Linked DNA regions of Homo sapiens: all the other regions are linked to region 1. The links are chromatin contacts, found by Hi-C or POLR2A ChIA-PET in ENCODE. All regions are on one chromosome and are shown on one strand. The core of a region is the stretch at or near the end of the contact, and the rest is flanking DNA. Distances in the headings are between cores, read along the strand shown.

Region 1 (3,436 bases), core at 532-3,031:
ATAGTATTAACTTTTTACTCCATTAGAAAAAATTTAAACTGGTTCACTCATCCTTTCTTTCCATGCAATTACTGTATTATTTTAAAACATCTGAGTAAAAAGAAATCTATAATATATCCATTTAATTCAACCTAAACTCTAAATATACAAATGAAGGCCAGGTGTGGTGGCTCACGCCTGTAATCCCAGCACTTTGGGAGGCCGAGGCGGGCAGACCACTTGAGGTCAGGAGTTCGAGACCAGTCTGGCCAACATTGTGAAACCCCATCTCTATTAAAAATACAAAAATTAGCTGGGCGTGGTGGTGTGTGCCTGTCATCCCAGCTGCTCTGGAGGCTGAGGCAGGAGCATTGCTTGAACCCAGGAGGCGGAAGTTGCAGTGAACCAAGAACGTGCCACTGCATTCCAGCCTGGGTGAAAGAGTGAGACTCCATCACGGAAAAAAAAAAAAAAAAAAATACACATACACACACACACACACACACACACACACACACACACACACACACACACAATTCTGTGAGCTTTACTTATACCTGAAAAAATTAACTGGTAATTTCAACAATCTTAAAAAATATTTAGCTTAATACTTTTGATGAGTTTCTTCACATAATTAAAAGCTAATAGTCAACTGGAAAATGTTTTCCTAATTAAATGTATTTGTATTTAAATTGCAATAATGGAGAACTGAAATTTATATATAAAATCATTCAATTACTGACAATCTAAAAAAATTTCCCCTTTAAAAAAAGAACTATTATGCTAAACTGATAGGTATACATAAACACTAATCTCATTTAATTATATTAATTTACCCAATTCTTAACGTTTAGCATTGAAGACAATTTATACTAATATTTAACCAATTATTTTCTAATAATGATTATTTAGAATGTCAGATACTTTATTTTGTTTACTTCTGTATTCCTTGCAACAGAACACTGCCTGGCTCATAGTAGGTTCTCAGTATATATTGTTAATTGAATTAATAAATCGTTTATCCTATAAGCAAAATCAACTGACTGCATTCATTGGGTTTTTCACACAACTAGAAGTTAGATGAAATGATATTTAAAGAATATTGTTTAAAGAATGTCTGAATATCAATAAAGTTTAATTAACCTTTAATTTTAAAAAGTAATCTAAAATTTCTTACCTGGTAGGGCTGAAAGGCACTATCTTCAGTTAAAAAATCCAGTTGCTTATCTACAAGGAATTCTACTGCAGTGACTGAACTGGGTATATTTCTTTCAACCAGAGGTTTGAAAGTCTGCCAAGAAAAAAAAAATTTCTAATGATAATTTTCTGGGTAGTATCCTGAAATTATGAAGGAACACACACCAATACAATGTATCAATGTCATTATCACTACAGAGTCTTAGGGTACCTAATATTAATTTTCATATTATAAACTAATGCTTTTATCTACACCATAAGGTATCTGTGTTTATTTAAAAGAAACAAACTAGATCTACATGTGATATGGGCATATTTGAGTATACTAAGTCCCAACTGTTTACTTTTAAAAAGGGATGTAATAAAATATGCATGTGTGTAAAAATGTCTGCTTAAAAAGAGAAATTGCTTTTGAAACAGTAAACTGGGTTGTAGAGCTATTTACCCCCACCTTTTTTTTTTAACTGTATTATTTCTTATTAAAGAGAGTAGTTATTATTTCAATGTACACTTTTTGTCTAGCTCATTCACATTAAGCAGGATTTTAAATGATCAGGAAGTATCTGGTCTTTTAACTCCACCCCTTGCACTCCCACCCCCGCCCCTGCACCAAGCACAGATAAAAATCCCGCAGCTTCGGTGAGAGAAGCATGGAGGAAGGGAGTAGAGAGAGTCCGGTAAGAAGTACTACACAAAACTCTACTTTGCAGTCAAGTCCAAATCTCCACTACTTCTTTTAAAAAAAGTCAATCCAAGGTCATTTGATTCCTTTAAGAAGATACCTTTAACATATGAGATTTAACTCGTATCTTGGGTGGGGATGACAGGGACAGAGCCAGGGTAGGAAGAGGAAGGAAACAGGGATACAATGTATAAATTTCTTTATGACTATCACACTCACTTTCAAAGTAGATGAAGATTAAATAAAATACAAGTGTCTTATATTCATGGTACTGTTCTAAAAACTTGAAAATGAAAACAAAATTCCACCATTTTAAAAACACAGCTGCTTTACTATAAAAAAATTTTTTAACTGGAAAAAAGTTCGGAAAACAGAATTAATAATCAACTCAATTTCTAAGTTACCTATATCACATGGAGAAATCTTTCTAGCTACAGGGTAATTTGTGTTAATATTTCCACACAAAACAAAGATTTTGGCATAGACAGTACAAATTACCAGGCATTTCAAAATCATTGTGTTTCCCCTTTCTCTTATTCTGTCTTAAAAAATATATAACATTTTGTTAATAACAATAAACATACTCCAGGGAAAAACTTCAAGATGTTTGGTTTGGAGTGGCTTTTAAGGAGTTAATTTCTATATTTAAGAAATTCCTAAGAGGAATTTCAGGTTGACTCACTGCAATCTGTAACAATGTTTCAAAGTTAAAAATTTAATATTAAATTTAAGCAAGTCTTATTTCTATGCTATCTACATCATGAAGTTACAAATAATATTTTCTTAATTAAAAAACAGGAAAAACTCTCTTATATTCTCACTTATTTTCGATATTTAAGATCAGAAAATCTAGTCACAGTAATATCCTCTCTCCCATATCCTAGGCTAACCTTTTAAGCACTCTATTATTTATCAAAATTACTATTATTTGGGTGAGAAATCACATTTTCAAAATAGAAAATCCTCACATTATTTAGCTATTTCCTTCTACTGTTATCATTTAACACTTTTCAATTACATAAAATCCTATAGGATTTCATAAAATCCTATTTATTATTTTACTTAAGTGACAAAAAGTTTGTAAGAAATTCAAGAGCATTTATTGTATTTAGGCTTTAAAAGTGTCCACCACTACGTGACCAATTGACATGAAATATGTAACATAAACAGGGATATTCGGCTGATCCCTACTGTAAAAAATGTTTTTTCATATTATATCTCTGTCAGTTTAGTTTTTAAGTAAACTAGAAAACACTGGCATCTTCTCAAGAGGACTTTTAATCCTTGAACATTATCAAATGATCTATTTCTTTTCAAACAGTACCATATCAGGTCAACTCATGAAGGTTAACAAAAAGGTCCACAAAAGGTATTATCTAAGTGGCTAAAGATACAATTCAATTAAGTAGGATTTGAAAAAGAAGTAAAGTTCTCCTTCTGGAGTGCCTCTTTCTTACGCAAATAATACAGGTGGCTTGCATTTCCTATGAGACCTAGTCATTTTATAATATGAAAAACATTCTTCTGAAGAGAGCTCTCCTTTTCAAGGTAGGCCAGAGTTCTAAGGGTAAATTTCAA
Region 2 (3,259 bases), core at 234-2,733, 4.5 Mb after region 1:
AGGTTCTGCAGTGCACTCCTCTTCTCAGAGGAAACCATTTCAACTCCTCTTTCCACATTTCTCTTCTCCAGAGTTCTCTTATCCACTACCAACCCTCCTGTGCATCCCCTCGAGCCAGCTTTTTCTGACCCAACCTCACATGATGCACTGTCTTGAGGATTTTCTCTCAAGACCCCAGCTTTTTCATTCTTTTATGTTACACAGCAATTCAGCCTTGTCCCTGTGCCTCAACATGCCTGGCAATCAGACCCCTCTTCGAAGGCAGAGGAAGTTATAATATCAAGGTCCCCTTCTCCCAAATGTTTTTCTACCTACTTCCTTTAGTAGAAATTAGGTCCTGCAACTTTCTGATCAGTGTTCAAAGGTTTTAAACATAAATAGACTGAAGTGAATTTTTTGCAAATTGTAATCAGTTAATCTGTAGAAATGCTAAATTTACAATTATCCTTCCCTTCTAAATCCAGGTCCCAAATCCATTCCAGTTTGTGGCATTTCCAGCCATGGAGCAGGATACACCCACTTGGAATGATCCTGATATTTCCCTATTCCTTAACCCATTTCCTATTCAACCCAAGTGCCATTGAGTTTGCCCCTAAATATGCTGAGAATCAACTTTGTTCCATATTTACTACCACCACCCAGTCCAAATCAACACTACCTCTCATCTCAACTACTTCTCGGCCTCTTAATTATCTCCTCCAATCCACTCTTCCTCCCCTCCAATCTGTTCTCCATAAAATAAATTTTTCTTTTAAAATGCACATTTGGTCTTATAACCTTCCTCCTGAGAACTCTTCTGGGGATTTCCATGTGCTTTTACAATAAAGACTAGAATCACTAGCATGACCCCATAGCTCTCCATGATCCTGCATGGCATAATTACCGGGCCTCTCCCTGTCATTCTCTAGCCAAATGTACTTTCTTTTCTTTTAGTTCCTTGAAAAGACCAAACTCTTTCCCACCTTAGGAATTCTGTACATGTTCCAATGTCTCCCTCCCCATCAAACTGATCAGTCCTCCTTCTTATGTAATTTCATACCATTTTACTCTTTTTCTTCACAACACATCATGCTTTGTGATATTTTAGTGTGAAATATTTGCTTAATGTCTCTGTGTGTGTGTACACGTGTGTGTAAAACCACAAAATCCCCTTATCTGCTATTTAATGGGCCTTCAATAAGTAATATTGTTGAGTGAATTTTGTGATTGTGAGGATCAGAAAGCAAGAGGTCTCAGAACACCTGAAGGGGTGGGAAGCAGAGGGTAAACTGTTTTCCTGCAGCTTTGGGGATGAATCAAAACTGTGCCTGAAGAGATTTGTGCCCTGAGTGCATAGATCTGCAGGAATATTGCAGCTCAACCATTTGATATATTGCACCACTGTTTAGCATGATTTATGAAGCTGTTGTTCTGTTTTAACTCAACATGTTCATTGTAAAGGAGTTTCATCCTCAGAGGTTTCATTAATGGAGGCATTGTTGTGTAGTGAGGCAGTAGAAAAAGGAAGTGAGAGATAGGGCTGGCCTACAACCTGTGTAAAGCTTGCATTTCAAGTCCCCTCTGGAGGGAATGCCCATTTCTGGAGTCTTGTTTCCCAATATGCCCATGTCCCCAAAAACATCTGGTCTCAGGCTCTTTCTACATACTAGAGTGCAAACAACTAGTAATAATACCTAAGTCTTAGCTCCTGCAGGGGTGAGAGAGACAGAGGCTCTGACACTGGAATTTTCAGGTAAAACAGATATCCTGTTCTATCTGAAGCACTGATGAAGAAAACATAGAGCTTTCAGCTCTTGTTCCAATGACTAGTTTCTTTCCCAATCTGCATGAAGTTGGTCAGTCAAGCTCACCCAGGCTCATAGACTAGAAGCCCCAGGAAATGAATTATTTCTGTTTCCTTCCCACCATCTCACACACATGCTCTTAAAATATCCATTCCCTTCCCTTGCCTCGGATCCTGGGTCCTGAGACAGGCTCTCACAGCCCAGAGAGTGGTTGTGATGGACTTAGTCTTACCTCAGCTGCTTTGTCTGGTGCTGGGCTGCCAAGGGAGGCATGCATGAGCAAGGCCAGTTCTCCATTCATATCTCAGACTATTTAGAAGAATCCAGTGACAGAGGACGTGGCCTGTGGGCTTTATGCTTGTGATGCTTTCTGCTGCTTGAGGTCGGGGTGGAGAAGAGGCTAGAGCTGACAAGCTTCTCACTCAGGGGCTGAGGTGGGGCACAGCTCCTGTCTGCTGGACTCATAAATCTCCTGGTCCCCACCCCAGGGATCTCAGAGCCCCCTTTGTTCTTTTAATTTTTATTCTAATAAAACCTCCTACATAACATAGGTCTACAAAGACTCTTGGGGAATATATTTCCCTCCCAAACATATTCATTTGAGACACAATTATCAAAACATTTGTTCAGGCCAGGCGCAGTGGGTTCCACCTGTAATCCCAGCAGTTTGGGAGGCCAAGGCAGGCAGATCACTTGAGGTCAGGAGTTTGAGACCAGCCTGGCCAACACGGTGAAACCCCGTCTCTACTAAAAACACAAAAACTATCTGGACATGGTGTCGCATGCCTATAATCCCAGCTACTCGGAAGCTGAAGCCAGAGAATCTCTTAAACCTGGGCAGTGGAGGTTGTAGTGAGCCAAGATTGTGCCACTGCACTCCAGCCTGGGCAACAGAGCAAGACTCAGTCTCAAAAAAAAAAAATTGTTCAGCACACGAACTTTAGACACATTTTATCTGACACCACAAGTCATTCCAAGAGATGAATATACACAGTATCCCTCTGAAAGCTACTTGTCTTCCAGATGTAAAGACATCTGTCTCCATCATTGGAGACAGAATGCTAGTGTTTTGAAATAACCTGTGCTTAGGATGTTGGAGCACAGAAATGCTGCACTTAATTTTGGTACCCACCTCTAGTGCAGGGATTAGTTAGCAACTTTTTCTACAGGTCAGCCAGTAAATATTTTAGGTGTTGCAGGCCATATGGTTTCTGTTGCAACTACTCAACTCTGCCTGTGTATCACAAAAGCAGCCATAGATAATCTGTAAACAAATGAGTGTGACTGTGTTCCAATAAAACTTTATTTACAAAAACAGTGGGCTGGATTTGGCCTGTGGCTATAGTTTATTTCTGCTCTAGAGGACTCTCCTCACTATAATAAAAAAAGTTCTTCCCAGGTTATCACTGTGAAGATATCATTAAGTGGGACACTGTCAAGAGGCTGGTTGACGTTTCACTAGTTCTTCCTGGTTT
Region 3 (3,146 bases), core at 181-2,680, 3.4 Mb before region 1:
TGTTAATGATGTGGTGAGCTGGCAGGGATGATAGGTGAGAGTACACAGTGTACTTTTTCTAGTTACGTTTCGCCTCATCACTGCTATAGGGGCCTTTCTAAACGCCTGCCACACCAGGAGAGAGACCTACAGACCCAAGCTTACCCGTTTCTGGGCAGCCTCCAGGGGACAGGTAGAAACAGAACAGATGGCCTGTTCTCCAGTATCTAGACTCAGAAGCAAGATACTTCTAACCACTCCACGAATGAAGCAAACACACGTACCTCTGGCTCAGCCAGGGAGTCACAGTCACTACCCTTCCCCTGGTTTCGGCCCCAGCCCTGTCCAGGCGTGGATGCTGCACTCTCCTCGCTGTAAACCGTCCACCCTCCCAACCCAAAGCAAAGAGCTTCCAACAGAGGTGGGAGCATTAGCGCCGTACCCGCCCTTCCCTCTCGATCCCGGCCAGAAAACTCCACTTCCCGGATTCCCGGCCACTCTCTCCCGCCCCCTCCCCGGGCGATCCAGCTAGCGCAGTCCAGATGCCAGCTTAGTGCCCAGTCCAGCTGCGAACCCCCACACTCCGAGCCAGGACCCAGTAAGAGATCCCAGCTTCCTCCCTCTTCCAGGACTGGGGTTCCCCAGATTCTGGACGCACCCCTCAAACATGCTAGGGCTGAAAAAAGTCCTACCCCGCCCCCCAGCCACGCCGCCAGCCTCCAGCCCAGCCCCGGAGGGGCCTCCTCTCCAGAGGCTAAAAGGGACCATGAATGGTTGCCACAGTAGCCTTCCCCCGCACCGCGCAAGGGTCCTCAGACCCCCGAGGAGGACAGACCCGCGTGGCCCCGAAGGGATACCTCCCTCTCCTCCCGGAAGCCAGCAGGTCCCCGCAGGGAGTGTGCTCTCAGAGGGTCCCCGGGAATCTGGGGAAGACTTGGGGGGTGGCTGGATTCGGGTGCAGCCCCTCCCGGGGCGGGCGGAGGTCGGCGCTGCGGCGCGTCCCCGGGGGGCACTCACGATGGTCACGCTGGCTTTGCGCAGGTCGCGGTTCTCCTCCTGCAGTGCCTTGCACTTCAGTTTGTAGGTCTCCAGCTCTATCTTCAGCACCTTGTTCTCTTGCTGCAGCGAGGCCAGGCGGTTGGTGAGCTCCTCCAGGCGGAACGGCGAGATGACAATGCCCCCCGACTTCCCACCGCCGCCGCCTCCCCCGCCGCCACCGCCGCCGCCCGAGGTCGACGAGCAGGACGACTGCATGGCGGCCGAGCTGCTGCTGTTGCCCCCCGCCCCGTCCGTGTCGCTCTCGCTGGCGCTGTCCGCCATGGCCGCGGCGGGCTGGGGAAAGGAGGAGGAGCAGCAGGGAGGCGGCGGCGACGAAGGCCGGGCTGCGAATGAGTGGGCGCCGGGCGAGCACAGGGGAGCGCCGAGCTGAGCGCCTGGCACCAGGGCGCAGACTCGGAGCGGCGGCGAGAGAAAGAGAGGGCGCTTCCCGCTGCCAAGGGACCTCCTCTGCCAGAGAACAGAGACCCCGCCCGGGCTTGGGCAGTATTGCACTGGGGCTCGCTCCAGCCGGGCTGGGCGCGCTCCCTAGGCCGCCCAGCAAAGCTGGCTGAAAGCTCCGGGACCCGCCCGCCGCCGTCTGGTGACCACGGGCGGGCTGGGAACGCGCAGGCACTGCGGGTGCGGGAAAGCCAAGGACTGCCCCCGCACCACCAGCTCGCCAGCCACACGTGTTCCAAGGGAGGGCCTCCGAGCCCCCTGATCTAAGCCCACGGCCGCCCAGCCTCTTCCGGGCTCGCGCCCGCCCCGAGAAAAAGGAAACCTGATGCCCCACCAGCCTCGCAGGTGCCGGGGACACGTGGAAAGGTCAGCCGGGCTCCGGCACCCATCCTCTACCGTGTTGTGGCCCCATCTTCCGCCGACTGTGTGTGCGCGTGTCTCCCTCTATCTGTTTCACACATACACGCAGTTTTATATTCTCAAAAGCAAGGTGTTTTTGACTAGGAAGGCTTGGATAAACCTAAGAGAACAAAGTTCCTCTACAAGAGGCCGAGGAGGATGAAACAACAGCAGCCACAGGTTAACCTTGTTAAGTAAGAATTTGCAGGAGAGACACACATCTCCTTTAATAACCTCATAAACCACACTGCGCTCAATTGTTTAAACAAGGTGCAACTGTTTTTTTCTTTTTCTCTTTGCATTTTGCAAACATTTCCAGCACATGTCTCGTAGTAGGATTAAGACAGTAACATTTACCTAATGAAGAAAAAAAAAAAGGAAGGCGAAACACTTTTAGTAGAAGATTGAAACACCTCTTTAAGTGCCAATTTTCCAAAGTAACTGCGGACATAACATTATGCTATACAAATAGTAATGATTGAGTGGGAGTGCAACATCACCCGTCTTTGCTATCCTCTTGCTCACTCCTAGAAAACTTTAGCATGTAAAAATAAAACAGTAATTACTGTAATGCGGTCTAATTCATGGTTCTAGCTTTGCAGTTTAAGAAATTAAAAATCAAAAACTTTTATTCCCCCTTCCTCTTCCCAAAGAAAGGCTTGCAGGAAATTGGCCCAGCAGGTGAGATGATTCTAAACACTTTGCCCTGTTGACACAAAACAGCTTTCACTTATGTATAAAAATTGGAAAGTGAAACTGACCAGACTAGTTTTATTACCCACGCTTAGTTAACATTACAACAAACACATGGTAATAGAAAATAGAAAAAAAAGTGTAATTTTTTTTTCTGTTGGGTTGAACTTTCTGAAAGATTTCTAAAGTGTTAGGAAGAAAGAAGAATGATTCTTATTCCCACTCCCTCATTATCTTTAAACCTAAATTTGATCTCATGATTAAACGGTGATTCAATGGCTCTTGGAAACTGGCACCTCAGAATAAACTCGAAAACACCAAGTGTTCCAAATGACATCATCTTTCACCAAGATGGCTGCTTTTAGCAAACAGCTTAAATGCCAACAGCAACTAAACCCCAGTTTCTCCCAGGTATTTTTTAGCTTAGTGCTGGAGGGCTTCTGAACTCTGTCACTGTTTGTATAGCAGGAGGGAGGAAATGCTTGGCTTTGCTCTTGAGAAACATATAGGCAATCTAAATCATTCTGTTACAAGTGATCCAGTTTAATTTGCACTGAAACTTAGTTCTCTCACTTTTT
Region 4 (3,206 bases), core at 450-2,949, 3.4 Mb before region 1:
ATACAGAGAATCCTCTATACCAAGAACTCTGAAAACCAGGTAGCTTTTTCTTCTAATGCTCAAAGCATGGCAGACCACGATGACACCGAGAGGACCACATTTTCCAATTTTACAAGTTCTGAAAATACCAACTGTACACTCAGGGGACTTTACAGCCCTATAGTAACAAATGGTTTTGCCCTATAGTAACAAATGGTTTTTCTGGACACTCTAGGTTCTAAGACCCAATCTCAGACGGGAAGAGACCAACAATATAGATAAATCCCACAGACATAATGCTGGGAGAAAGACATTAAACACTTAAAAAGTACACACTGTCTAATTCCAGTTAAGCAGAGTTCAAACTCCACATAGTGGCTACCCTTGGAGGGATAATGGCCGGAAGGGGGCACAGTGGAGTCCAGGTATTAGTAATATTCTGTTTCGTGATCTGGGTGCAAGTTACACATGTGCCTTCAATCTGTGAAAATGAATCAAAATGTACACTTACCATATGTGTATAAGTTATACTCCAAAAAAAGTTTTTAAAAGGAAAAGATAAAGTGGTAGCATGTCACAGAGCAGCCTCCACTTAACTGAGGCTCTGAAAGTGGCATATGTCCACTATTTAGGCCAGTTCCTTAACCTCTCTGAGACACATCTTCCATCTGTAAATGAGGATAACTCTTATACTCACAGGCTCCTTTTGAGAGTTATGTGAGTTACTGCTTGTATTTAGCCTGGTGCACAGAGGATGGTGGTTCAAACCACTGATGTCCTGCTATCCAGTCTCTGCCCAGTGCCACCTCTGTGCAACTCAGGAAGGAACGATCAGTTCTGACATGATCAGAGATGACTACCTTTCTATAATCTGGCAGAGCAGAGCGTTGTCTGCCCGACCCCCTGCTGCACTCCCTTTATCTCCTCCTTCCCCAACCAAAGCCCTTCAGCCCCGCCCAGCAGGTCCCAACAGTCTCCTCAGCCATGTGCCTTCTGACTAAATCCACATCTTCCACCATAATAGCCATCTTCAACCAATATCTTGTCTACTGTTTTCACTGTATTATCACAGATGTCACCACTTCCTACCACTCACCACTGTTCCTGGGCCCCTGATACTGACAGTCACCCCAGCCCAGAGAATGAGAGGTCCAGGGCAATCCCCGAGAAGTGGGTGTGAGCCAGAGTGTGATGTGTCCTGTAAGACTTCAGAATGGTTTTAAGATGAACATCCCGGCAGCACATTCATAAGAAAAAAAGAAACTGTTGGGGCTTCACATGGGGGAAATTCCACCTTCTTTATCTTGGTGTCCCAGAAGGGGCATAACGAGGTGAGACAATTATGCCCCTTTCCTCTCTTAGGGATCAGCTGAGGGCCTACTAAAATTTCAGATTCATTTTGGGCTAATTTTTAATACATGAATTCATTCTAAAATTCACTGGGGGGTTCTTGCATAAATGTGTAAGATTTTAAAGGGAGAGGAGGCATGGATGGCCAGAGGAGAAAAAAAGTCCAATATTCAAATGAAGCCAAAAGTTGAAATTACACACATGCTGATCAACAGGTAGTATGCATTTTGAAAACTTCGCTGAACATCCTGGCTGCCTAAGCAGTTTTTGTTGCCCCAAAACTGAGGAGCTCTACTTGGTATTAAGACCAAAGAAAACAATTTTCTTGTGAGAGTCCCCATGAAGGGGACAATGTGTGATAGGGTAGACGTAACCTCAAAAATATCCTCACTCCACGTTCCTGTCCCTGGGAGGGGCACACTGAATACTTACGAATACTTAGGAATGAAGTGCTCTTGTATCCAAAACCTGCTTTCAGATGGTTGGGCAAAAGGGAACAGAAACAGAGAGGGAAGGAGAGGGAGGGAGAAGGAAAGCTGGGGAGAAGGAAAGGAAAGCCGCGGGGAGAAGGAAAGGAAAGCCAGGGGGAGAAGGAAAGGAAAGCCGCGGGGAGAAGGAAAGGAAAGCCGGGGGGAGAAGGAAAGGAAAGCCGGGGGGAGAAGGAAAGGAAAGCCGCGGGGAGAAGGAAAGGAAAGCCGGCGGGATGAAGGAATATGAAATGCCGGGGGGAGAAGGAAAGGTAAAGCCGCGGGGAGTAAGGAAAGGAAAGTCCGGGGTAGTAAGGAAAGGTAAAGCCGGGGGGATGAATGGAAAGGTAATGCTCGGCGGGAGAATGGAAAGGAAAGCCGGGGGGAGAAGGAAAGGAAAGCCGGCGGGAGAAGGAAAGGAAAGCCGCGGGGAGAAGGAAAGGAAAGCCGCGGGGAGAAGGAAAGGAAAGCCAGGGGGAGAAGGAAAGGAAAGCCAGGGGGAGAAGGAAAGGAAAGCCGGCGGGAGAAGGAAAGGAAAGCCAGGGGGAGAAGGAAAGGAAAGCCGGGGGGAGAAGGAAAGGAAAGCCAGGGGGAGAAGGAAAGGAAAGCCGCGGGGAGAAGGAAAGGAAAGCCGCGGGGAGAAGGAAAGGAAAGCCGCGGGGAGAAGGAAAGGAAAGCCGGCGGGAGAAGGAAAGCCAGGGAGAAGTGGTGACATGGAAGTGGTAACCTTAAACATTAGTGAAACTGGCCAGGAGCAGTGGCTCACGCCTGTAATCCCAACAGTTTGGGAGGCCGAGGCAGGCGGATTATGAGGTTAGGAGATCGAGACCATTCTGGGTAACACAGTGAAACCCCGCCTCTAGTAAAAACACAAAAAATTAGCCGGGCGTGGTGGCGCGCACCTGTAATCCCAGCTACTCAGCAGGCTGAGGCAGGAGAATCGCTTGAACCCGGGAGGCGGAGGTTGCAGTGAGCAGAGATCGCGCCACTGCACTCCAGCCTGGGCGACAGAGCAAGACTCTGCCTCAAAAAAAAAAATTAGTAAAATTAGGTGAGGGGTGTAAGGGTGTTTACCGTATTGATCGACTTTAACTGAAAAAAAAAGGTTTAATTCAGTAGGAAAAAGAAAAAAATGATATATTCGTACCCCCGAAACACAGTGAGTCCCAGGGACTTGGAAGGGTCCTATCAACTGGGTCCATTGCCCACTGTGGTCTCTCCAGTCTCTGTTCCATCAATGGACTCTGAGTCTTAGTCTTTGAGTTAAATACCATGTGTCTTTGCAATAAGCAGACAACACTGTCAGTTACGAAAAGGACTAAAGTATAGCAATGAGTGAAATGTGATACTGGAAGCTATGGGACAGGGAACAAGGAAAGGAAATAAACTCTCCCTTTTATGACCTCCAAG

What was found. Hi-C counts contacts between places; a loop is a spot of excess contacts on that map. ChIA-PET counts read pairs that join two places held with the same protein, here RNA polymerase II (POLR2A). Pooled maps may share reads with other maps.
Region 2: a loop to region 1 is called in a map of B cell, with 11 times the contacts of the local background. The contact joins two enhancer-like sites. A Hi-C loop is called at or near these places in 1 of 168 maps with a recorded cell type or tissue (B cell), 2 of 37 single-sample maps with no recorded cell type and 11 of 50 pooled maps. POLR2A ChIA-PET finds 5 or more read pairs at or near these places in 2 of 52 experiments (CD8-positive, alpha-beta memory T cell and Panc1).
Region 3: a map of naive thymus-derived CD4-positive, alpha-beta T cell shows a loop between it and region 1 (10-fold over the local background). The contact joins the promoter of CCDC6 here to the enhancer-like site in region 1. A Hi-C loop is called at or near these places in 2 of 168 maps with a recorded cell type or tissue (both naive thymus-derived CD4-positive, alpha-beta T cell) and 10 of 50 pooled maps. POLR2A ChIA-PET finds 5 or more read pairs at or near these places in 1 of 52 experiments (activated CD4-positive, alpha-beta T cell).
Region 4: a pooled map shows a loop between it and region 1 (12-fold over the local background). The contact joins two enhancer-like sites. A Hi-C loop is called at or near these places in 2 of 37 single-sample maps with no recorded cell type and 5 of 50 pooled maps.

The regions. Positions count from the first base shown.
Region 1 is chr10:63,263,495-63,266,930 of GRCh38, forward strand. JMJD1C (jumonji domain containing 1C) reads right to left here. Exons shown (of 26, transcript NM_032776.3): 3 at 1,157-1,270. Among named protein-coding and RNA genes, the nearest start is that of MIR1296, 110 kb to the right of the region's middle. Within about 2 kb of position 1,782, at least 24 of the 41 ENCODE cell types and tissues checked have a DNase peak (open chromatin) inside an H3K27ac peak, as active enhancers do; they include B cell, where a contact is called at or near this core.
Region 2 is chr10:67,769,273-67,772,531 of GRCh38, forward strand. No RefSeq gene overlaps it. Among named protein-coding and RNA genes, the nearest start is that of TRS-TGA1-1, 6.4 kb to the left of the region's middle. RefSeq lists enhancers at 1,631-1,820, 2,001-2,160. Within about 2 kb of position 1,484, at least 3 of the 41 ENCODE cell types and tissues checked have a DNase peak (open chromatin) inside an H3K27ac peak, as active enhancers do; they include B cell, where a contact is called at or near this core.
Region 3 is chr10:59,905,126-59,908,271 of GRCh38, forward strand. It overlaps CCDC6 (coiled-coil domain containing 6), which reads right to left and starts at 1,431. Exons shown (of 9, transcript NM_005436.5): 1 at 997-1,431. The coding sequence starts at 1,299. RefSeq lists enhancers at 144-373, 3,066-3,146 and silencers at 894-1,173, 1,204-1,543, 1,726-2,020.
Region 4 is chr10:59,880,137-59,883,342 of GRCh38, forward strand. All of the region lies in intron 1 of CCDC6 (coiled-coil domain containing 6), which reads right to left. Among named protein-coding and RNA genes, the nearest start is that of CCDC6, 25 kb to the right of the region's middle. RefSeq lists enhancers at 898-947, 1,178-1,327. Within about 2 kb of position 1,700, at least 2 of the 41 ENCODE cell types and tissues checked have a DNase peak (open chromatin) inside an H3K27ac peak, as active enhancers do.